Regions from separate parts of the Mus musculus genome. Here regions 2 and 3 are each linked to region 1. The links are chromatin loops, found by intact Hi-C in ENCODE. Cell type or tissue: heart. All regions are shown on one strand.

Evidence for each region. Hi-C counts contacts between places; a loop is a spot of excess contacts. Peaks named below come from ENCODE experiments on the same cell type or tissue, not always from the same donor. Only the 100,000 strongest peaks of a DNase experiment are listed, where the experiment ranks them.
Region 2: a loop joins it to region 1, with 4 times the contacts of the local background. A loop is called at or near these places in 24 of 42 quality-filtered maps.
Region 3: a loop joins it to region 1, with 3 times the contacts of the local background. A loop is called at or near these places in 27 of 42 quality-filtered maps.

Annotation. Positions count from the first base shown.
Region 1 is chr15:38,514,831-38,522,830 of GRCm38, forward strand. It overlaps Azin1 (antizyme inhibitor 1), which reads right to left and starts at 4,436. Exons shown (of 12, transcript NM_018745.5): 1 at 4,079-4,436. In heart, CTCF peaks have their summits at 3,547 and 4,721; DNase peaks (open chromatin) are centred at 3,571 and 4,601; H3K4me3 peaks cover 3,579 bases; H3K27ac peaks cover 3,519 bases.
Region 2 is chr15:38,597,889-38,605,888 of GRCm38, forward strand. Gm41309 (a long non-coding RNA gene) reads right to left here and starts at 4,398. Exons shown (of 3, transcript XR_875194.2): 1 at 4,274-4,398; 2 at 2,356-2,449. In heart, a CTCF peak has its summit at 3,765; DNase peaks (open chromatin) are centred at 3,733 and 4,433; H3K27ac peaks cover 2,202 bases.
Region 3 is chr15:38,657,206-38,665,205 of GRCm38, forward strand. Atp6v1c1 (ATPase, H+ transporting, lysosomal V1 subunit C1) reads left to right here and starts at 4,699. Exons shown (of 13, transcript NM_025494.3): 1 at 4,699-4,878. In heart, no CTCF peak of the experiment used is centred here; a DNase peak (open chromatin) is centred at 4,676; H3K4me3 peaks cover 1,919 bases; H3K27ac peaks cover 1,021 bases.

The DNA of each region.
Region 1 (8,000 bases):
AAAAAAAAAACAAAAACAAAAACAAAAAACCCTCAAATATTCTAGCACAAATCTTGGAACTATTTGGTCAAGTTCATACTATCCTTTGCTGCAAATTCCTACTACAATACTAAAGAGTTAGGCCTGGTAGTACACATATTTTGTAATCCCAGGATTTGTGTAAACAGACCAGGAACTACGAGTTCAAGGTCATGCTTTATAAAAAAACAAGAGCCTGAGGCCAACTTAGGAGACATTAGCCCCTGTCTCCAAAAGGAAAGTAACTGGGAAAGCCCTAAGCAAGTCTATATAGCTTTTCTCCTTATATCTAGTCCCTCTAGACCTATTTCATTTTACTATCACCAGAAGCAAATGAGTGTGAAGCTTGTCATACTACCAAAAAAAAAAAAAAAAAGTGCTACATTTAGTGCTTTAGAAATGGTCATTTCAATAATGGTTTAACTGAGTGGGGTTAAAATTTACAAAGTGCTATATATACAACCTAAATATATCATTTGTGCTTCAGTAGTTATTAAAGTACTACATCCTGATTATTATATTTCCTAAGAAGGGGTAGTAAAAAGGGAACCAGATACTAAATTAGAAACGATATACAAGGTCAAGAGTTTGTAGGTTCTCAGAAGTACTCTATAACCTACTTAAACAGGATCTAGGCAACTTTAAACAAAGCAAAAATGGTTCTACTTAGTGAGGAAAACTGACCACTGTTAAAAGCTGTAATCTCCAGCACTTGAGAAATAACAGCAGAAAGATCAGGAGTTGAACACCAGCCTCACCTACATAAGGAGTTGAAAACTAGTCTAGGCTCTATGAGATGATATCTCAAAACAACTTGTGAAAACTATGACGTTCAGATTCTAAACAATATACTGACCTAGCAACTTTGTTACTGTACTATATATTGAACCCATGGCCATCATGGATGCAGGCATTTCACCAAACTAAATTCCCATGTTTTAATCTATAAAACCTTCTACTTCCTCAAACACCTAATTTTTAAAAACTAAATCATGGCTGGGTGGTGCTGGCGTATGCCTTTAATCCCAGCACTCAGGAGGCAGGCAGATTTCTGAGTTCGAGGCAAGCCTGGTCTACCAGGACAGCCAGTGCTACATAGAGAAACCCTGTCTCGAAAACAAAAAACAAACAACCATGCTGAAAATTAGCTCATTCTTACCTCTCTCCTAAGGAATGTTAACAATTATCCTGGATAAGACATTCCCCCTGTTTTATTCACAGCTATTATTTGCTGCTTATGGCAATCCAAGATCAATTCTGTGAAACACTGAGGGCATTAAACTTTAAGACACCAACTAATGTTCTTCAGTAATATCTAAACCTTTTCATTTAACACAGATACTACTAGGAAATGAAGGCTCCCTGATTTTAAAGATAATTTAATAGATACAAAAAGTGGTGCACAGTGTAAGATGGACATTTACATACAGGATAAATGCAAATATTTATCTGGAGGAGATAGTATAAAGGAAGGGGTACGTGAAATGTGGATGAAAGGCAATACTGAAAAACAAATTCCTAGCCAAGCAATGGTGGCTCACACTTTGAATCCCAGCACTTGAAAGGCAGAGGCAGTCAGATCTTTGAGTTCCAGGCTGGAACTACAGAGTGAGTTACAGGATAGTTGTGCAATTTTGAAACTGTCTAGAATAAGCGAAAAAGAAAAAGAAAAAAAGAAAAGAAGAAAGAGGAAAGAAAAATTACTCTCCTTTAGAATGACCTGTGTAAATTGGGAGGGAGGTGGAGATGGGCAGAAAGGTCATGCAGCCTTAGGCTGGCTGGCCCTAAACACTTCTGGGGCCAAAGAGGTGAAATCCTGCCTCCATTTCCCAAATGCTGGGATTACAATCAATGTGAGGATTAGGATCTCAGAAGTGCTTCTCACCTGGTTTATAGGGTGCTGGAAATCAAACCCAGGGCTGGAGATTCTAGGCAATCACTTGACCAACCACAAATCTAGCTCCACCTTGACACTCCTCAAAATTGTTTTCCTCTTCGAAATATCTTTACAAATGTTTCTGCTATCTTTGCAGATTTTCCAAAAAAAAATTGTTTTTTTTTTGTTTGTTTGTTTTTTTTAGACAGGATTTCTCTGTACAGCCCTGGCTGTTCTCAAACTCATAGATCTGCCTTGCCCCAAGTGCTGGGATTAAAGGAATGCACAACTGCCCGGCAAAGTTTTTTAAAATCAGGCATATACATATACACACAATGGACTACCAGAAACAATTTATTAACATATAAAATATGCTAAATAAAAGCCTTTTGCACAAAAGCATGCATATCAATTGATTCCATTTAAGTCCCTTGATTTAAAAAAAAAAAAAAAAAGGAAGGCTAGATGGGCCTCACAAGAACTGCTGTGACCTGTCAGGAGGGCTAGATGAGGATGTTAATGTTCTGTCTTGACCTAGATGTAGATTATAAAGTTCTTTCTCCTCTCTTTGCACACAGGATTTTGCTTTATGTGACCATAGCTAGCTTCAAGAACTTCCTGGGATTACAGGTGTAACAACACCTGGCATCACTTTGCTAAAACGTACTAAATACAAGCCAAACTTGTCCTGAGCCTGGAGTCCTAGCACCAGGCTGATGAGGAAGGAAAATCAGACTCAAGTCTGGGCTACAAAGTGAGGTCCTGTCTCAAACAAACAACAAAATCTAATCAAACAGTACAAATAAATAATGAGAATTTTACTGCCAATTTCTAAAAATTAGAGAATGGGACTGTATTTAATGTATGGAAATACTCAAGTTAGAGCTATGAAGCATTTTGATGTCCGTAATGCAGAATTAGTAAGATGGCTGGAAGGTAAGTAGAGTAAAATGTTAGCTGCGGAATCTAAATTGAAGGTACCACTCTGAGTTCATTGTTGGGAATCATACTAAAACATTAGAGAAATAAATTGATTACTCATTTATCTTTATAACCTACAGTTTTATGTAAACACCCTTTCCTACTTATTACCTGTGAATTCCTCGGGGCTTATTGGTACCAAGCTTGCTTTCCTGTCGGGCCTAGTTCTCATAGTCCTTTCCTGAGGAAGTTAATCAGCTCTCACCCAGGCTGTGCATATATTAATGGTAAAACACCACAGGACAAGAACAACCTAAGATATCCACCACAAAACTGAGTTCAATCTGTTCAAACATCCTGAGGCTGTAAACAGTGTAAACTGCTTGCTTCGTTCAGCCAGTAACACACGTTCATGATACTTAATACCATAAAACGTTTAAACACTACTAACCGCTGGCAGCCAACAGAGTCCTTGATAAGCCGCATCAACCTACCCTTCGCCCTCTTTCTGCCCCGCGATCACAGCTAGGACCAGAAAACGAAGCCATGGTGACTAATCTCCAGGCTTCAGGAGGTGACTGGGGTAAGTGAAAGCGACTTGGCCCAATCAGGAGAGCCGCAGGGGCGGGTCAGCAGCGCCGAGGTTTCCAGAAAGGGCCAAAGGCCTATTCGCTTGCTACTTGACACCGGGGCTTCCCCGCCGCCGGCCCCGAGTGAGGTCAACTTTCCACCGCCAGAGGGGGAGCGCGCACTCCGCACCCCCTCTCCCGCCCGCAAGAATCCAGCCTCCTCCCAGCTGTCACCAGATGCCGGCTCGAGGCCCGCCCCGCTCCATTCATAACCCGGAGCCCCGGCCGCCGCAGCCCGTCCACTCCGCACCACAACCCCCTGCAGGCACTGAGACAGGGAGAGGGCGATGGGACCCCCAGCCCTCCAGGCTGCCGCCGGACCCCCTCCCCGGAAACAGCAATGCACCACGGGAGTGGGGTGGGGGCCGCATGCCGCCGAGAGGGAACAGCGACCACCGCCAGCCTGCCCCCGAGCGCGGCCCCACGCGCACACGCCCCCTCGCTCAACCGCGGCTGTCGGCTGCCGCCCTGGGTCGCGAGGCGCCGGCCGCCGCCCGGGCCACCGGCAGCCGCCACACACGCCGCCGGCCGCCATGTTCGAGGCCGCCGGCTGCGGGGCACTGCGGGGACACCGAGGGCGGCGTGGCCCAGCCCAGGCGCCGGACCCTCCCGCGCCCCTAAGTCCGGTACTCACGTGAGATAACGGCCCAAAGAGTCGGGTAAAGCGTCTTCTCTTTTTCGGCGGAATTTTTAAAGAGGGATGTGGTTACCTTGAGCAGAAATACCCAAGGCGGCCTGGGCCATAGGCTGCGGGGACGACGTGGGGGAAACGCGCGGCACCGACACCAGCTGAGCAGCAGTGGCGGCGGCAGCCGAACTGGAGAAATGGAGCGGCGCGAGAAAAAGAAGAAAGGCGCGAACTGGGTGGGGAGAGGATTCAGCCTCGTCACTCCGCAGAGCAGCAGAGCGAGAAGGATGAGAAGAGCAGAGCAGGAGACAACCAGAGAGAAAAACGGAAACACCGCGGCGAGAGTTGAGCCAGAGAGTGTGGGAAGGCGGTGCCAGAGACGCCAGTATTTATACTCAGGGGGGCGGGGGCTGCTGACGTCACAGACGGCCGGTCGGCCGCACGACGGGGGTGGGGCCTGTGCCGCCGGGGAATGTGGGAGGGGCGGAAGGGGAAGGACAGCCTTGTGCAGTTAGGGGGCCGAAGGGCGGGACCACCGGGCCTGGCAGGTGCTGGCCCGGCGCTCGCTTCCCGCCCTCGCGCTGCAGCCGCTCCCCAGCGGGCTGCTAGTTTCGTAGGCGGGGCAGAGGGCGCGCGGCCCAGCGGATCGCGGATCGCGCCCTCGCCCTTGCGGCGCCTGCGCGCCACGCTAGCAGCCAACGATCCGCTTTGTGAGCCGGCAGCTAGTCCATGCTGACGGCAGCCTTCGGGACCGTCCTGGGTCCTCGGCTTACCGACTCCAGTATTTTAGGAGAGGAGGGTGTGCGCCATCACGGGGCTTTCTCGGTGCACTAGTTTATGTAACAACTGTATACTATGCCCGGGGACTGTATTCCGAGGGAGAGGTTCCCGCCTCTCCATGGGTTGCGGAGCTCCGTTATGAAAATGAGTTCCCCGTGGCCAGCAAGAACCAGTCCGGTGTGGTTACTGAGGCTTTGATCGTACCAGAATGTTCCTCCGTGTTCGCATGTTGCAATATGGTGCAGTAGATTTTTTTTTTAAATGTGGCTTTTCTTTCTTTGTCTTCATTTTCAAAAAGGGTTGATGCAGTCAGACCCAGCCCTATTAAAGCGGGGCCAGTGTTGCTGAAGTTACATGACTTAAAGGCACATCTCTTTAATCCTCTGCATTTCTCGTTTGAAGTCATTCTTTTTTTTTATTCTTTTGTTTTGTTTCTCCAGAAAGGCTTTCTCTGTGCAACCCAAGCTGTCCTGGAACTCCCTCTATATACCAGGCTAGCCTTGAACTCTGCCTGGTATATAGGTGCTCCTAGGTGCTCCTGCTAAAGGCACGTGCCACCACACCAGGGTTTCTCTCTAATCTTGTTTGTTTTGTTTTGTTTTTCTTCAGTTTTTCGAGACAGGGTTTCTCTGTATAGCCCTGGCTGTCCTGGAACTCACTCTGTAGACCAGACTGGCCTCGAACTCAGAAATCTGCCTGCCTCTGCCTCCCAAGTGCTGGGATTAAAGGCGTGCGCCACTACTGCCCGGCCGTTTTTTCTCTATTCTCTATTATTTAATAAACTTTTATTACTAAAGTAAAATGACGGATGTAGCCTCCCCCCTCCCCTTATATTTAAAATCCTTTTTCTAGCTGGATGAGGTGGTGCATGCCTTTAATCCCAGCATAAGAAGGCAGAAGCTGATGGATCTCTTGAGTTCAAAGTTAGCCTGGTTTCTAGACAGCTTGAGCTACACGTAGTGAAACCCTGTCTGGAAAAAGGAAAAACCAAAGGCCATTTTATCACTAGCAGTCAGTCCTAGCCTGCTAAATCTTTGCAACTCCAGACTCAGCACAATGAAGGGGAGGGACAGGCAGACAGGGCACTTCTCTGTAGCTGAAACTGACCTCCAAATAGCAAGTCTCCTGCCTCAATTTAAGGGGATTGAGATTACAGTCGTGTATTACCCTATTTATGATGCCCCTTCAACGTAAGATCTTTTAAAGTAAGACCCTGAACCCTCTCTCCTTCACATTCTTTCACTCCATTTATCTTGTAATCGGTACAGTAATTAATAAATCACCAAGGCAGAAAGAAAGGAAGAGCTCTTGCAGATTTGGTAAGGCCAGAATGTTTCAGAGGTAGAGAGTATTACAAGTTGGGAACTGTGAGCTCAGTTTCTGGTTTTTGTTTCCCCTATTTTTCTTGACATATCTTAGCTTTCTCTTACCTCCTCCCTCTCCATCCCTCTCTCCCCTCCCCTTTTCCTTTTTTGAGATAGGAAGTTAATATATTGCCCGTGCTGGCCTTGAATTCATGTCAGTCTTGACCTCTAGAGTTCTGGGATGTGAAGTTATGATCCACTGTGCTCAGTCTCTAACACTTTTGTTAAGTTCTGATCCATTTAAACTGCAGCAACTTCCCAAGGAGGCTCTTGCCCACATGAACACACCATTTGACATTTTGTTTGCAGTCTAGCAGGAGAAATGGAATGTTCGTAAAATAACCAAATTGTTGACAGATAACAAGGTAAATGCTGTAAGGAACCAAGTAGAAGGAAGAAATAACTTCATCTGAGAGAAAAGTTCTCAGGAAACAGTTCAGAGTGAATCTAGGGTCTATGTTCCAGGGAAACAGGATTCTGTCAAAGGAAGCAGATGAAAGAAAGGGCAGAAATGGGTGGGCTGGAGAACTGGGAGTGGCTTTCCCGTTCCACTCTAGAGGCATGTTTGCAAAGGAGATTAAATAAAAAGTTCTATTAGGGAGGGATTGATAAGGAATTAGAACTTACCCTTCATTCTAGAAACATTTTAAATAGGGACAATATTGAATATCGTACTGATAATGTCATATACATATGACTAAATACATATGATATGCTGCTAGTTTTTTTGATTCATGGTCTAACTATGTAGCCCAGGCCTCCCAGTCATCCGGACGCTGCCTCCCTATTGCTGGAATTACAGTAGTATTCCACCACACACCGAGAGATGTTTTAAAAGATTATTTAGTGGATTGCAAAGAAGAAGATAGATGGTTTGGCAGAAATAAGCACAATCTTACTAAGAAATTCAGCATGTTGATGCATGCATATAATCCCAGGACTGGGGAAGCAGAGGCAGGAGGCCAGCCAAGTCTACACAGTAAGACCCTAACTCCCAGCTGAGCGTGGTGGTGCACGCTTTTAATCCTAGCACTTGGGAGGCAGAGGCAGGTGGATTTCTGAGTTCGAGGTCAGCCTGGTCTACAGAGTGAGTTCCAGGACAGCCAGGACTGTACAGAGACACTGTCTCAAAAAAAACAAAACAAAACAAAACAAAACAAAACAAAAAAACAAAAAAAAAAACAAAAGCCAAAACGCCGGGCGTGGTGGTGCACGCCTTTAATCCCAGCACTTGGGAGGCAGAGGCAGGCAGATTTCTGAGTTCGAGGCCAGCCTGGTCTACAGAGTGAGTTCCAGGACAGCCAGGCCTACACAGAGAAACCCTGTCTCGAAAAACAAAAAAACAAAAACAAAAACAAAAACAAAAACAACCCAAAACAAACAAAAAAAGACCCTAACTCTCAACAATAGTGATACTCACTCCCACCCTCCCCCTCCAAAAACCCCTAAACATATGTGATGGTACATGCCTGTAATCCTAGCACTGAGGGGAGAGGGAGTAAAAAGCAGAAAGATTGCCATACATTGTAGAACATTCTAGTTCAGCCTGGATGATGAGAGTGCCTCCCCTTTCAAAAGAAAGAAACCCAAATTCAGGTGGTCCCCTGGAAATGACGAACTGTAGAGCCCTTTGGTGTGAACTTGGGAGCCTTTATTATAGACAAAATTGAAATGTTGCACTGATAAGATAGAAGTTGAGCAGAATACCTAGAAAAGTGCTAGGGAGAGTGGACTTGGGCAGAAAATATTATAAAGGTGGGAAGAAAAAAAATGTGAGACCCAAG
Region 2 (8,000 bases), 83 kb after region 1:
CTATAAAGTAAAGAAAGCATATAGAGGAAGGCTAAGATCACAATATCCCCCTCAGGGGCATGCCTCTGATGACCTACTTCCTTCCACTAAGTCCCACGTCACAAAAGTTATAGCACATCCCAATAGCACCATAGGTAGCAAACAAGTTTCCATGGCCACGTCTAACCATTGTCTATAACCACCATCCTCATGCATTTGCCGTCCAGAGGCGAGTCAAAGCTATACAGCCAATGACATAATTTCTAAAACCTATAGGCAGAGAGGGCCTTTCCTCTCTGCAGTGTTTGTGTAGATTTCCAGTGTGCATAGAACCGGGGAGAGATTGTTAGAACCAAAGAATGACCTCCGGTTGCATAAAAGAATGCACGAACAAAGCAAAATTAGCTCAGCTAGGCAATTCTTTTTGCACACAGGGTCTGCCAAGGCTCAAACTGGTCTAGTGAGCATGCTCAACCAGGACGGCTTCCATCTTTCATCCCTGAAGTAGGTGGTAGAAGACTGTAGCTCAGCCTATTGGTGGGAACTCGACTTCAGTCTGATGGGATCGGCTAACTGATGCAAAGGAGAAGAAGGGTGGGTTCAGGAAATGTGAGTCCTTGTCAGGTGACCTGCCTCTGATAGAAAACCCTGTGCCTCACAACATGATGACAAGTGCCAGGGTGGCCACTGTGCTGAGCTGGTCAAGCAGTTAAGAGGTTCCTTCACTGGTAACAAACACCCTTCTCGGGAATCTTGCTGCTGATAAAGACATGAAGGCTTCTGAAGGAAATCAACACAAGGAGGAAGAGAGCTTTGGCATTTAAGAGGGGTTTCATTTTGTATCAAAGACAGGGTAACAATAGCTAAGATATAGTGGCAATTTTCAAATTTGGATACTAGAATCATCTAAAGAATTAAAAGCAAACAAGACCAAGATTCTGATCTATTTGTTGTAGATTGGGATCCAGGAATCAGGAGTTTTGAAGCTGTCCAGAGAGTCAGGTGTGGTGGTATATACCTGTGATCCCAGCACTTGGGATGTAGAGGTGTGATGATCAGGTGTTCATGGTAATCCTCAGTTGTGTAGAGAGCTACAATAACTAGTTAGTGTTTCCATATAACTAGTTAGTGTTTCCATTGCTGTGAACAGACACGATGACCAAGGCAACTCTTATAAAGGACAACACTTAATTGGGGCTGGTTTACGTGCCTTCGAAACCAGTACAACTTGGGTGACTCTTACACATTACCAAGTTTAGCTGCAGCATGAGGTACAACCTTGGTTATCTCTGGAACACAGCTTCTTTGTGCTCTCAGAAAACATTTCCCAGAAGATTTCTCCACAGCGATGCTGGTCTCTTCTTAATCACTGCTAATTTCTTAGTTCACATAACAAACATTAATTGTCTCAGTAATCCCTTCTATTTTTGACTCTAAAGCCAGAGCCACATGGCCAAAGCTGCTGAGTTCTGCTGGTTGCTGGAGCTGGAAAACAGCCCCCTTGTTCTATTACATCCTTCATTGCCTAAGCATGGACGTCCTGGAACTCGCTCTGTAAATTGATCTTGAACTCAGAGGCCTACACGCCTTGTCTCCTGACTTCTAGGATTAAAGGCGTGAACCACCACACCTGGACCTAAGCTTTTTCTGCTTGGAATTTGCTCTCTACCAGGCTGGCTTTGAACTCAGAGATTGGCTTGCCTCTGTCTCCTGGGATTGATGGTGTGTACTGCAGCACCTGGGCCTAAGCTTTTCATGGCACAATCCTCAAGATTCAGATCAAAAGCCTGTGTCTTCCATTTCTAGATTGTAGTTCATTCTAAATTAAAAGTCCAAATAAGGGCTGGAGAGATGGCTCAACGGTTAAGAGCACTGTCTGCTCCTCTGAAGGTCCTGAGTTCAATTCCCAGCAACCACATGGTGCTAATAACCATCTGTAATGGGATCCGATGCCCTCTTTTGGTGTGTCTGAGGAGATCAACAGTATACTCACATTCATAAAATAAATAAAAATGTTTAAAAAAGAGGGAGAGTACTTGATGCTCTTGTAGAACACCAAAAAATAAAATAAAATAAAATAAAATAAAAATAAATAAAAATTAAAAGTAAGTAAACCTCACAAAACCTTACACCCAGAATTTGTCCTGACTACAAAATGAACAGGGATAAAGATGAAGCAGAGATTGAGGGAATGGCCAACCAATGACTGGTCCAACTTGAGACCCGTCCATGTGAGAGAGCCAGCCCCTGACACTATTAATGATACTCTGCTATGCTTGCAGACAGGAGTTTGTCTTAGGGTTTCCATTGTTGTGAAGAGACATCATGACCATGGCAACTCTTATAAAGGCAAACATTTAATTGGGGCTGGCTTACAGTTTTGAGGTCCATTTCAGCGTTCATGATCATCACGGCGGGAGTACTGCAGCATCCAGGCAGGCACGGGCTGGAGGAGCTGAGAGTCCTACATCTTCACCCAAAGGAAGCCAAGAACAGATTGTTTTTTTCAGGCAGCTAGGAGGGTCTCGAAGCCCACCCCCACAATGGCACACGTCTTCCAACAAGGCCACACCTATTCCAACAAGGCCATACCTCCTAATAGTGCCACTCCCTGGGTCAAGCATATTCAAACCACCACAGGAGTCTAGTATAACTGTCTCCTAAGAGGCTTCACCCAGAAGCTGATGGATAAAGATGCAGAGACTACAGCCAAAAATCAGGTAGAGCATGGGGAACGTGTGGCAGAGTGGCAGATAGGACTGAGTTAGCTGGAGGGGTCAAGGACACCACAAGAAGACCTACAGAGTCAACTAAGCTGGGCCCATGGGGCTCACAGAGACTGAACCACCAACCAAAGAGCATGCTGGGAATGGACCTAGGCCTCTTACACATTTGTAGCAGATGTGCAGCTTGGTCTTCATGTGAGTCCCCTAACAACGGGCTGTCTCAGACTCTGTTGCCTATCATTGGATCCCCTTTCCCTAGCCTGACTGCCCGGTCAGGCCTCTGTGGGAGAGTATGCATTTAATCCTGATGCTGCTTGATGTTCCACAAAGGGGCAATGCCAAAGGGGAGGTTCCTCTTCTCCTTAGAGAAGGTAAATGGGGTAATAGGGGGAGGGATTTGTGATCTTAGAACTGAAAGGAAAGGAGGGAGGAAGGCCAAGACAGGCAGGATGTAAAGTGAATAAATAAACAAATTAATGAAAACCCAAGTAAAATAAGATGATTCTAATTGGCAATCAGAATTGAACACCTCTGGCTATGCTTTATCTTTTGAGACAAGGTCTCAGTATGTAACCCTGGCTGGCCTTGAACTCACAGAGATCTGCCTCCTTCTGTCTTCTGTCTTCTGAATGCAGGGATTAAAGTCGCCATGCCCTGCTCACTGCTCATACTTAAATGTAAGCCTGCTTGATACATGATTTTTGCAAAGTGTATTAGAATGCTCCAAAATTGCCTACAGGTCGAAACTTCAATCACACGCACACAAGCACGCTCGCGCGCGTGCACACACACACACACACACACACACACACACACACACACACACACACACACACACACACACACACAGCATTTCTCCCTTTTAAATAGTAGATAAAACAACCTTAAATGACTTGATGTTCTTCCAAATCACTGGGTAACGAGCTATCACTGAACAAACTTCTGTAAGCCTCTGCCAATAGCGTATTCCGTATCCTGTTTAGCAAGTAGACCAAGCCAATTTTCCGGTGTGGGTAAACCCTGGCCTGTGGGAACTGATTATTAAAGTCACCTGGTGGCTCACCAAGGCAAGAGCAGAGATGACTCTACTGTGGACTGTTAGAACTGTCAGGAAGCGGAAAGTAACGCTTTCTAGAATTTAGTGTGCACACCTAGAAAAAAGCAGCCAGCTCAGAGTAGGAACTAGCTCTGTCCAAGGGGTACATTTGCAGCATAAAGCGTGTGTCCATCTGGGGGTACATTTGCAGCATAAAGCGTGTGTCCATCTGGGGGTACACTTGCAGCATATAGCATGTGTGGAAACAGCTGGCTGACGGACACATAGTCTTTTTTTTTTTTTTCCGAGACAGGGTTTCTTTGTCTAGTCCTGGCTGTCCTGGAACTCACTTTGTAGACCAGGCTGGCCTCAAACCCAGAAATCCACCTGCCTCTGCCTCCCAAGTGCTGGGATTAAAGGCATGTGCCACCAGTGCCCGGATTCTTTTCATTTTCATTCCTTTCTTTCTTTTTCAGTGTGAAACGAACATCTCATGCAAGCCCTCCACCTCTGAGTTACAGTCTGTTTCTACCTGTTGTGCAGCTGAGAAGCACCCGTCTGCCAAATGAAGAAACTGAGAGCCAGATAGATGTGGGAGTGAAAGAGCCGGTTGAGCACCGGGCATTGTGAAACCAGCACCAGGCTTCTGACTACAAAAGCCCTTCTGACTTCCCCAGACAGGAAGCAGATTCGTGGTTGCCAAGCACTGAGGAAAGGCAGAACCGAGCAGCCACTGCTCACAAGACACGGGGTTTCTTTGTGGGGTGATGAGAACAGTCTAAACTTAGAGAGTGGTGGTGATTCACACCCTGTGAATGTACTAAATGCAATTTAAGTGTGAGCTGTACGGCACGTGAATTCTATCATTTTTCTTTGATTTTGGTTTTCAGAGACAGAATTTGACTTATGCAACCCAGGCTGGTCTTGAACAATTCGGTGCTGGGATGCTGAGATTACAGGAAGGAGTTACCATGCCCTGCTGTTTGTTTATTTGTTTTGTTGTTGCTGTTTTGTTTGTTGCCATGATGGAGATCCAACCCTGGGCCTACACATAGCAGGCAAGCATTCTACCAATGAGGCACACTCATTAAACAATCTCGCAGGGAGTGGGGGTGGGGGTGGGGGTCGTATATCACAACACGTAGGAAACTGAAGTATGATCGATAGCTGTGAGTTTGAAACTTGGGCTACATGGTGCTGCAGTGTGTGTGTGGGGGGGTGGTGGTGTGTGAGGGGGTGGGAGGGAGGGAACACTGTGTGTGTAGGGGTGTGCATGCAGAAGCTGGCGCCAAGCTGGATGTCAGTACACCACAGACTACAACAATGACTCTGTCTCCCAGAGAGGCTACTCATCCGGCTTGGTCTTTCTTACATGTGCCCTAGCAGTTTAGGACTGAAACACCTCTGTCATTTTGTGAATCTCAAGGGCAGACATACAGCTTTTAGGGTACTCTAGAGCTGAAAGGTGAGAGAACAAATGGGACTAGAATTAGAGAATTTCTTTGAGGTAACTTTTCACTTCATGGAAACATAGAAGCTAAACCGTCCTCCTTAGAACCCATTAGTACATCGAATGTATTTAAGGCTCATGCATATGCATATTTCATAAGATTAAGCAGATCATAACAGTAATAGGTTCAAAGTTAACAGGGTGTGACTGGGAGGCAAACATACTTAAAATTTAAAGGGCAGTGTAATTTTTTATTTTTAAAAGGCATTATTTTGAACTCTAATTTTGTTTTTGTTTCTTAGGTTTTTTGTCTTGTTTTTTTTCTGGTGGTGGGCATTGTATATGTGCCATGGCATGTCTGTGGAGGACAGAAAACAACAGATGGGAGTCAGTTCTCTCCTTCCGCCAGTGGGAACCCCAGGGCTAGAAATGAGGCTGTGGGGTTTGCTGGTTGAGTGTCTGTAACCACCGAGCCAACCACCGGCTCTTGTTTTTTGTTTTGTTTTGTTTTGTTTTAGTTTGGTTTGCTTTTTCTATTTATTTGGTTTTTGTTTTTGTTTTTGTTTTTGTTTTTGAGACAGTTTCTTGTAACCTTGAATGCCTGATGTTCTGGCCTCCACCTCCCAAACCCTGAATTACCCATGCCCAGTCTATTTCTAAACCTACCAAATTAATAATGCGATAAAGAAAGAGGATTTTTGAAATCCAAAGACTTAATCCTCTTCAGAACAAAGGTGGAAGTGATAAGGCTAGAATCGCTCCATAAGATCTGATTATGTCTCCTTTTAAATTTTTCTGAAAGGGATTTCAAACGTGTCAAGATGACTTGGGTTCCAGAACATTCCTTCCGGGAAGAACATTTTATCCTTCCTAGTTAATTTCTAAAGTGCAGCCATAGCAAGCCAGAGAAGCAGCTCCCCAGACGCCGAACTCAGACTAATTGTTAATCCACGCACAAATTCGAGGCTGTTAACCAACAGAGGGTTTCTTTATCCTCCCTCCTCTAGAACTTTCTCCAGGGAATGAGACAGTGAAAGTAGAGAGCCATAATTACCCTTTCATTACTTCTGGAACATGGGGTGTCTTCATGGATTAATGTTAGGACAGGCATTCAAAGCCATTTGGTTTTTGGAGAAGGATCAAAATCCCTTTCAGAAGCACTCAGTGTCACTTCCAACTCATGGAGGTCACTTAAGAAGTTCATAAGATGAGCCCTGCTTGTCCAGTTGTGACCTCTTTGTTTGTTTGGAGAGTCTGGGCTGTGTAGCCGGATCATAAGATGATTCTAGCTTGTGTCATTGAGTTGATGCAAAACTACCAGCACAGGGTCAAAGGGATAGCACAAATATTATGTGGCTGGATGCCAAGCATCGTTACCTGCTGGGCCATCTTTTTGGTCTTATACTGTGTCTTTTAATTTTTTTTTCAGTATTGGGATTGAACCTACGACCTCACATGCTAGACAAGTATGACAGCACTAAGCAACAGCCACGTTTTTGTTTTCCTTTTTTGTTTTGACGGGGTCTCATGTAGCCCTGGCAGGCCTTGAACTCCCAATTCTAGTGACTCCATCTCTCAAGGACAGGGGTTACAGGTGACCGGCTTTCCCTTACAGCTTTTTAGAGATTTACTCTATGTTTTTAAATTGTGTGTGTGTGTGTGTGTGTGTGTGTGTGTGTGTGTCAGGGAATGTACATGTGGGTGTGGTTACCTGAGGGGGACAGAAAAGGGTATCCCCTGGAATTAGAGTCACAAGCAACTGTGAGCTTCCTGATGTGGGTACTGGGAACTAAACACAGTCTTCTTCATGGGTGTGTTTACTCTTAATCACTGAGCCATCTTTCCAGCCCCTCCTGCATACTTTTTTAAAAAGTAAAATTAAATATTATTTTATGTGCATAGATGTTTTGCCTGCATGTATGTTTGTGCATGCCTGGTACTTCTGAAGGTTCTCTGGAACTGGAGTTACAAGTGGTTGTAAGCCACCAGGTAGATTATATTCACTGTGGGTGGGTTTTTCCTCCTTTTATTTACTTGTGTTTGTAACATGTAGACATGTGCATGTATGTTGCATATGGGTGTCATGGCATGTATAGAGATTAGAAGACAACTTTAGGGAATAGTTTTTCTCCTTTGGAGAAAATAGAGGTAGATGGGGTTTCAGTTGCTAGGCTGGGGGTCTCAGGTAAGGACCACCAGGTGAAGGAAATGGAGGAAACAGGAGCTGGAGAGAGGAGGAGGCCGCCATGAGGCCGGATGCATCAGGAGCACATAGCCAGGAGAAGTGGCCCCTGAGGACAGGCTGAGGGAGCAAGATCCATATAGCAAGTAACAGGGGACATGTGGCTGGGGATGTATGTTAGACTAGTTCACAACCTGCCCAGTACCAGAATTTTGTGTCTGTTATATAAGCCAGCTAAAACAAACAATTCATTTTCACATCATTTTAAACCATCCGGCTCATGACCATGTTATAATATAAAATGCATTTGGTGCAATTTCAAATATCTTTGTAACTCCAAACACATTTAAAAAGTCCAGTTTCCTAACAGGGCATACCTATAAAATAAAAAACAAATTTTCCTTCTAATATATAATTGCACAGGGTAAATATTCCAATCCCGAAAAGAACAACTGGGGTAGAGCAAGGAATGACTGGAGCAAAGCAAGATCAACATTCTGCAGGGCAAATACCTCCACGTTCCTCATCTGGGCCTCGTCATGTAACAGCTGGGCTTCAAGAGCTTATGGGGAAGCTGCTCCCCAGTTCTGTCGCTGGAAGCTCAGACAGCCTCTCTCTTGGGACAGA
Region 3 (8,000 bases), 140 kb after region 1:
AAGAGCTAAAATTAAAAGTTTTTAAAATTTATATTTACTTACTTGCTTTGTGCATGTGTACTCTCATCATGCATGTGTGCATGTGTGTGCATGTGTGCACGCATGTGTGCAGCGGAGATCAGAGGAAGACTCGAGGGAGTCAGTTTTCTCCTTGCACCATGGGATCCGGGCAGTTAAAAATGGGTTATCAAGCTTGGTGGCAAGTACTTTTACCCTGTTATCCATTTTGCCCACCACACCCCCTTTTAAGACAGTGTTCACTGTGTATCTTCACCTGGTCTAGGAACTTGCTGTGTAGACCAGGCTGACCTAGAAATCGCAGAGATCTGACCATCTCTGCCTCCCAAAAGCTAGGATTAGAAGTATGCACCACCATGACCTGCTCCCCTCACCCTTTATTTGTTAGGAAATTTAAGCCAGATGTGTGGTGGTGTATTCCTGCAATCATAGCATTCAGGAGGCTGAGAGGTTGCAAGTTCTAGGTTACTGTGGGCAACAGAGTCAACTTGGCTACACCCTAAGACTTTGTCTCAACAGCAAAACAAAAACTTTAACAAAAAGCCAGGCGTGGTGGCGCACACCTTCAATCCCAGCACTTGGGAGGCAGAGGCAGGCAGATTTCTGAGTTTGAGGCCAGCCTGGCCTACAAAGTGAGTTCCAGGACAGCCAGGGCTATACAGAGAAACCCTGTCTTGAAAAACCAAAAACCAAAACAAAACAAACAAAAAAACCAACTTTAAGAAAAACAACAGTGACAACAAACTCCCTAAAGTCTCTGAGGCTCAGGGCTCACCGTGTCTCAAATGCCTGAACCTACATAGCTAGCTCACCACACTGTGGCTCAGAGTCACCATCTGTCTGCCTGTCTGGCCAGGTGCCTCTGGAACTCGGTTACTGCCTTTTTGAGATTCAATCTTTTCTTTGTATTTCAATTCTTTTTATGAAAGTCACCATGACATTACGACCAGCATTTTTTGAGGAGACAAATGAAGCCAGGTGCTTAGTTAACTGCATTATTCACATCATCTTACAGAATCTGCTGTATAAGCCAATTGGGATTTATAGATGGCTAAATTGAGCCCCATAAACATTAGCAAGTAGCAGAGGCCTACTTGACTCATTGTATTAGTCTGTGGCCCTTCCCAGCCCCTGTAAGAAAGGAAAAGCAGCTCTCCTCCCCTTACAAGCCCAGGTTCACTGTGTTCAGGTCTTGATAATCAGAGTATCCTAATATCCCTTCCTACCAAGAACCAGCTATGCCAATAATGTTTTGACAGGCATTTGCTTCCATAATTTATATTAAGTACACTGTCTACTTGTCCAACTTGACCCCAATCAACTTGAGGAAGAAATGGCTTATTTCATTTTACAGCTACAGTCCATCATGGAAGAAAGCAAAGCCAAGTTTTCAAGCAAGAACTTGGTGGCAGGAACTGAAGCACAGATCTTGGAGGAACTCTGTGTGCTGGCTTGCTCTTTACAGCTTGCTCAGTTTGCTTTCTTATACCATCCAGAACTACCTACCTACGGGTGGCACTGACTACATTGGCTAAGCCCTCCCACGGCAATCATTAATCAAGACAATACCTCACAAACAAGTCCCAGGAGACCAGAAGAGGTCACTGAAACTCCTGAAACTGGAAGAGGCTGTGAGCTGCCTGTAGGTGCTGCGAACTGAACTCTAGTCCCCTGCGAGAGCAAAACATCCTCTTAAACACTGAGCCATCTTGTTTTTGAAGGCAGTTGTTTTTGAAGAAAGGCTCCTTCAGCAATACTCTTCTTGGGTTTTCTCCTTTTCACTGTACTTATGAAGTGATCAGTAGCAGCTCAGGGCACCCCGCAACCAAGTTCTTAGCACAAAGATGAGTTATTTGTGCTAGGAGAAAGCAGGTAATAAGAGACAAAGGCAGGCGATAGCAGATGAGGGAGAAGGGAAAGGGATATTTGTCCCAGAGGATGGGGGCACAAAAGACTTCCTCTGGATAGAGAGAAGATAGATGTGGCCCATAGGAAAATGGCAGTTTATAAAGGCAAAAAGGAAAACCCCATGTTAGGGTGAGATGTTTAATTTTAATTGGGCATGCTAACTAGGTGAGTCAAAGGGGGCTTTTGATTGCTGGATTTCAATACTTCAGAAGCTCTGCTGGACCTTGGTAGTCAGCCTCTGGAGGAGGAATTGGCCAAATAGGAAATAGACCGTAGTGGCTGGCTTCAAGAATGTAATCTAATAGATTTTAGCAAGGCAGAGGGAATTGGGGATAAGGGCAAGGTCTGTCAGAGTCACACTCACCTTGGTCGCCATGGTCGCCATGGTCGGGTTGGCCAGAGTTCCTTCAATTTGTATTTCTGTAAATGAGGTATCAATGGAATGCCTGCTTTCTCTCCATCTACCTTATCTGTTGTTTTAAGTGTGTTCAAGATCCTTCAATCAAACTGCTTATTTCATAGATTTCTTCTTCCTGATTCAAAGCTAAATTCAGCAAGCAGTAACCATTCTACAGGCTGGATGTTATACTGTCATGAAATCCCTTGCCAAATAACTTAGTCCATCACTTTGACCTGAACCTTAAAATTTGAAACAAAATTTCAGGACAGAGCTAGAATGCAGCCAAGTTCTTTTCCAGAATCGGATACAAAGGACTTCTAGTCTGATTCCCAGTTAAATCATTGTTCCCATCGAAAACCTAGTGAGTCCAGATTTCCTTTATTCCTGTGGGCATTCTGGTCTTCGGGATCCCACTCACTATGACTCACTAAACTATCCATAAAGCATTCCAGAGCTGCTCTAGGCCACAGCGCCAAACTCTCACACACAGATCCTGCAAACCAATTTCAAAGACTTAAGAAACAGGTTTATTAGACTGAAGAACCCGTTCCTTGCTAACAATTTTGTGTATTGCCTTTTTTTTTTTTTTGTTGCTACAAAATAATCGACAAAAACAAGGAAGGAAGCTGTGGTTTGGTGAACGAGGCATCCTACACAGCCTTAGGAATTTGAATACTTGGTCCCTGTTTGGTGGGACTGTTTGAGGAAATTTAGGGGCTGTGGCCTTGCTGGAGGAAGTATGTCACTGTAAGGGGCAAAGACTCATACCGTTTTTTTCCTTTGCTTTCTGCTTCCTGCTTGTTATTTGATTTGTGAGCTCTCAGCTATTATGATTGCTATGTCTGTCTACTGCCACACTTCCCTGCTGTGATGGTAATGGACTGGAATGTGTTTTATCACAGCAATAGGAAAGCAATGAATACAGAAGGGTTTCTTTTGGCTCACAGTTCAGCAAGGTGGTGAGAGTAATTGTAGCTCTGAAGGCAGGAGTCTGAGAGCCCTGGTTACATTGTATTGGTAGTCAGGAAGCAGAGAGCAATGAATGTTGATGCTTAGCTTTCTCCTTTAAAAAAAGATTATTTATTTGACAATTTTATTACATTTATTTATTTGTGGGTACTACAGCTTGCATGTGGAGATGGGAGGCTATCTTGCAGAATACACTTTGTGGTTCTGGGGATACAATTCAGGCCATCAGTCTTGGTGGTTAGTGCCCCATTACCTGTTGAACCTTCTCTCTCTAATCCTATTTATCATTTTTAAAAGATTAATTTTATTTGTATTTATGTGTATGAGTGTTTTGTCTTCCTGGGAGTGCATATGATTACAGGTTCTGCAGGAGGCCAGATGAAGCCAATCGGATCTCCTGGAGGTAGCTGGAGTCACAAGGCACTCCAGGTGGGTGCCAGTAAGGAATTCAGATCCTCTGTGAGAGCAGTATGTGTTCTTAACCTCAGAGCCATCTCTCTAAGCCTCGAAAAAAAAAAAAAAAACATTCTGTGTTGGTTCCTATCATTCAAGATGCTGCTGCCCATATTCGAGGTGAATGTCCTACATTAAACCTGGCTGGAAACTCCCTCCAAGAGGTTTGTCTCCTAGCAATTCTAAAGCCAGTCAGGTTGACAATGGAAATCTATTATTCCGCTTGCTAGTAAGAACAGCCAGGAGTGCCCACACATTGTGCAAACAGAACCATAACCTCTGGAGCTTCACTTTGCTAAGCTGTAAATCTAAAAACGATTAAAATAGACAAGTCCCCAATCCTCTATGCAACCTAAAATGCTGAGATATGCACCACCTAACTTCTCAACCAATGAGATGTGCACGGTTTGTGAGAGTAGGTTGATATCTATTTTTCTGGAACCCAAGGCTGATGGTTTTTCCCTGTCCATAAACCTTTCTTGACTTCCTGTATCCATTTTGGTACCCCTAAACCAGACAGTTTGGAGTTCCTGGCAAGGGGGTCACTCCACTAGCTAATTCTAAAAAACTAATTAACAATGTTTGGTGCTGAGTAACTAAACCTGAACACTTTATCACTTTATGGAACGAAGTGATACCAGATTGGATGAAAAATATGAAACTACTGAAGTGGATTATTAGAAAAAATTTCCCCGAAACCTGGACTGTCAAAACTTGCAGTGCAGAAGTCAGTGCAGGAGCTTGGGGGAGTCTGAATGGCTGAAACCTGTGGGTAATTTTAGGGTGGGCGGGAATTTTCTGGTGGCTGGCCAACCACCGCAGGTGCATCTGGAGGAGCGGCAAGCTCCGCCCACCCGGAAGCCCGCTCTGCGCGCTCTCTCAGCCCCGCCTTCTCCGGAGGCCTGGCCGCATCGTGATTGCGCGCAGTGGTGCGCGCGCGTAGGCGGAGCGGCGTGCGCCGCGGTCAGCTGACTGCTCCGGCTGGCACGTGACTTGCTCTGGGCGCAGGGGTCGAGGAAGCCGAAAGGCCGGAGCTTAGGTCCGGGAGGGATGGAGCGCTGAGCGGTTAACGTCTACCAGGCTTCCTGCCTCCGCACCTGTCGCCGCCGCCGCCTCCTGAGACACCTCGGGTCAGTGAGCGATAGCCCTGCGGGGAGCTGACGCTGCAGTGGCCGCCGGGGAAGGATGGGGGCGGCGCGGGGGCCTAGACTGTGGCGTCGGACCTGCAACCGGCCTGGGTGCGGGCTCTCCGCATCTCAGGGCCTAGGGTTGGTGTCTTTGGAAGAAGAAGGAGGGGGAAGGGGCCCAGACGGGGAACTCAGTGGCAGAAGGGAGAAGTGTTGTACATTCGGGTCCTTCTTGGGTGGGAATCCCAGCGAGTCCTGGTCACTTGTGAGAAGGTGGACAGTGACAGAATGCCTCAGGTGAGGCTCAGGGTTCACCGGCGTGTGTGTGCAGTCTCCACTGGGTGTTTACGCCTGTATGTGAATAGAAGGGATTACAGTTTTCAGGGCGGAAGGGGTGCCCACTGCAGGCAGGGGGCGGTCACAGAGGACACGGGGGTCATTGTAGGCAGTGGATGAAACAGGAATACAGGCAGCTTAAAAACATTTCACTAGATTGGGGTTGGGGGAGGTTAAACAACATCCCCGAAAAGGAACTGGTGGACAGAGTCTCTTATAAGGCAGATTGAATCACCTATGAGGCATAAGAGGGAAGCTTGTGTTCTTTTCAGAGGAAAAATGTTATCAGGGGGAAAATTGTCTACTCTGTACTTAGTGGTGCCCCGGGAATGAAATGGTCGGGTGTGAATAGCCCAGCCCTAAAAGTTCACATTGATGGTGGGAAGATAAGTCACAGGGGAAAGATGAGGTTGTATAGAACTGGTAAAAACAGAAGGAGGAGAAAAGTATCCTGGAGGAAAGAAAACTTGAGTTTGGGTCTTGGCAAGTCGGTGGGATTGGAGGCAACAGAGGAGAACTTTTTACTCAGTGAAAGCCTCGTTATTTGAGGGCCTGATGAGAGAAGAAGACATGATTTAGGGGTGCCAAAGGCCAGGCTTTTGTAGTAGGCTGCATTGTGGAAAAGTGGGAAATAGTTTTGAAGTCTGGTGATACTTGTTCATATACTGCATGCTCTATGGCTGATACTATGGGAGTGCTAAGGTTTAGGAAGCAGACAGGGACTCTGCTGTCAGAGCTTCCAGACAGATTCAGAGGAGATAGGTTTTAATAGTCGTGCATTTGGCGTGTGATAGAGCACTAACCTTTAGTCCTAGCACTTAGGAGGCAGAGCCAACCAAAGCTAAATAAATAGTGAGACCACTTGTCTCTCTCTCTCTCTCCCTCTCTCTCTCTCTCTCTCTCTCTATATATATATGTATACACACACACACACATATATATATACATCTACATATATACATATATATACACACATATACATAAATGTGTGTGTGTGTGTGTGTGTGTAAAATCTACTCCGAAGGAGTAATGGAGCAGTACAGAGATGTTTCCCAGGAATATGACTTTTGTGGAAGATTCAAAGAAGGCTTTGTTGAGGATATGACTGAGAAGAGGTTGGTGTGAAAAGGGGGTGAGCAGGCAGGAGTGAAAAGGACATTCCAGGTTGAGGGAACAGAGTTTGTCAAGGCCTTGAAGTGAGAGGAGGAACGTGCCTTTCCAGAACTTGCAGAGAACCTGGAATGAGAAAGGTGTGGTGGTGGGATGTGGACAGACTGGCCTGTGTGTGGGGAGAGCTGGAGTCAGACTGCTCAGGGAATCCAGTGAAGATCATAGGTGCTGGAGACAGACTGTGTGTGGCCCTGCAAGTCCTCCACAGTTTGAGCCGCCCTGGCAGGTAGAGTGAGTTGCAGGCCAGCCAGAGCTGCTCTGTGAGAGTGCTTTGGGTTTCTGTGTGCTGTCGAGCTGGAGGAGATAAAGAGCCCTAAGGTGAGCTAAAGTGCTCACGGTGATAATCGCAGTTAAGTCTGGCAACAAGTGAGTCTCGTTGTGCTGAAGTCGGAGCCTCGGCTTTTCTGCTCAAAACTACAGGATCCTTTTGTCTTTTGGTTACTTTGCAGGTACCAGATCGGATCTCAAGAAATAGTGCTCTGCATCCTGAATGCTGAGAGCTAGGGGCTACTCTTAGTCTGCATTTAAACAGGGCAGGATTTACACACACAACACACACACACACATCTTTTTAATTTTTTTTTAATTTTAACTTTTGGAGACAGGGTCCCTGGCTATCCTCGAACTCATTATATAGACCAGGCTGACCTTGAACTCACAGCTATACACCTGCTTCCTGAGTGCTGGGATTAAAGACTTGTGTGTGTGTGTGTGTGTGTGTGTGCATTTCTTTTTTTACTTTTTTTTTTTTTTTGAGACAGGGTTTCTTTATGTATACGAGGTTGTCCTCCAATCCAGCAAGCAGCCTGCCTCAGCTTCTGAGTGCTGGCATGTGCGTGCTTATAATTTTTTTTTTATGTTTATACATTTTTTTATTTTTTTGAGACAGGGTTTCTCTGTTTGGCCCTGGCTGTTCTAGAACTCATTCTGTAGACCAGGCTGGCCTACACCACTCAGCATGTTTATAAATCTTAGCCTTCTTATTTATATTAGTTATTTTGTTTCGTTTTTCTTAAACCTAAAACTTAGGATTCTGCATCATTGTCCTAACTTGTAGGATAATGTCCATTGGTCAAGAGCAAGACCAGCATGCCACAGTGAACTTTGGCAAAGGGCCTCTGCAGGCCACCAGTCCCTTGGTGGGCAGTAAGCCTTCCTTTTGACTTGTGTATCCTGCTGACCTGGAACACTGTCGGCCTGAGCTGGGGCACAGTTCTGTAATCCCTTTCCCCCTTTGTACTTGATTTTGCTTGGAATAACAGTAGTTTTGACTAAGTGTCTGCTATAGTTTGCCTTGTCCAGACTGTATTCCGTCTAAGGTTGTGTTGTTTTCACCATTTGGATGTAGAGCTCTTTCATTTTAACTACAAATTAATTTGCATTTGATTTCCATTTCATCAACATTTTTTCCCTCTTGAGACAAGGTTTCTTTGTGTAACAGCCCTGGCTGGCCTCAAACTCTCTAGAGTTCTGCCTGACTCTGCTTCTGAGAGCTGAAACTAAAGGTATGTGCCAATACGCACCCACTATTATCAGTGTTAAAGACAGCATTAGCATGGTGTTCAAGGCATTAAACCAAGGTGAGCCTTGGACTCCCGATCCTTCTACCTGTGCCTCCT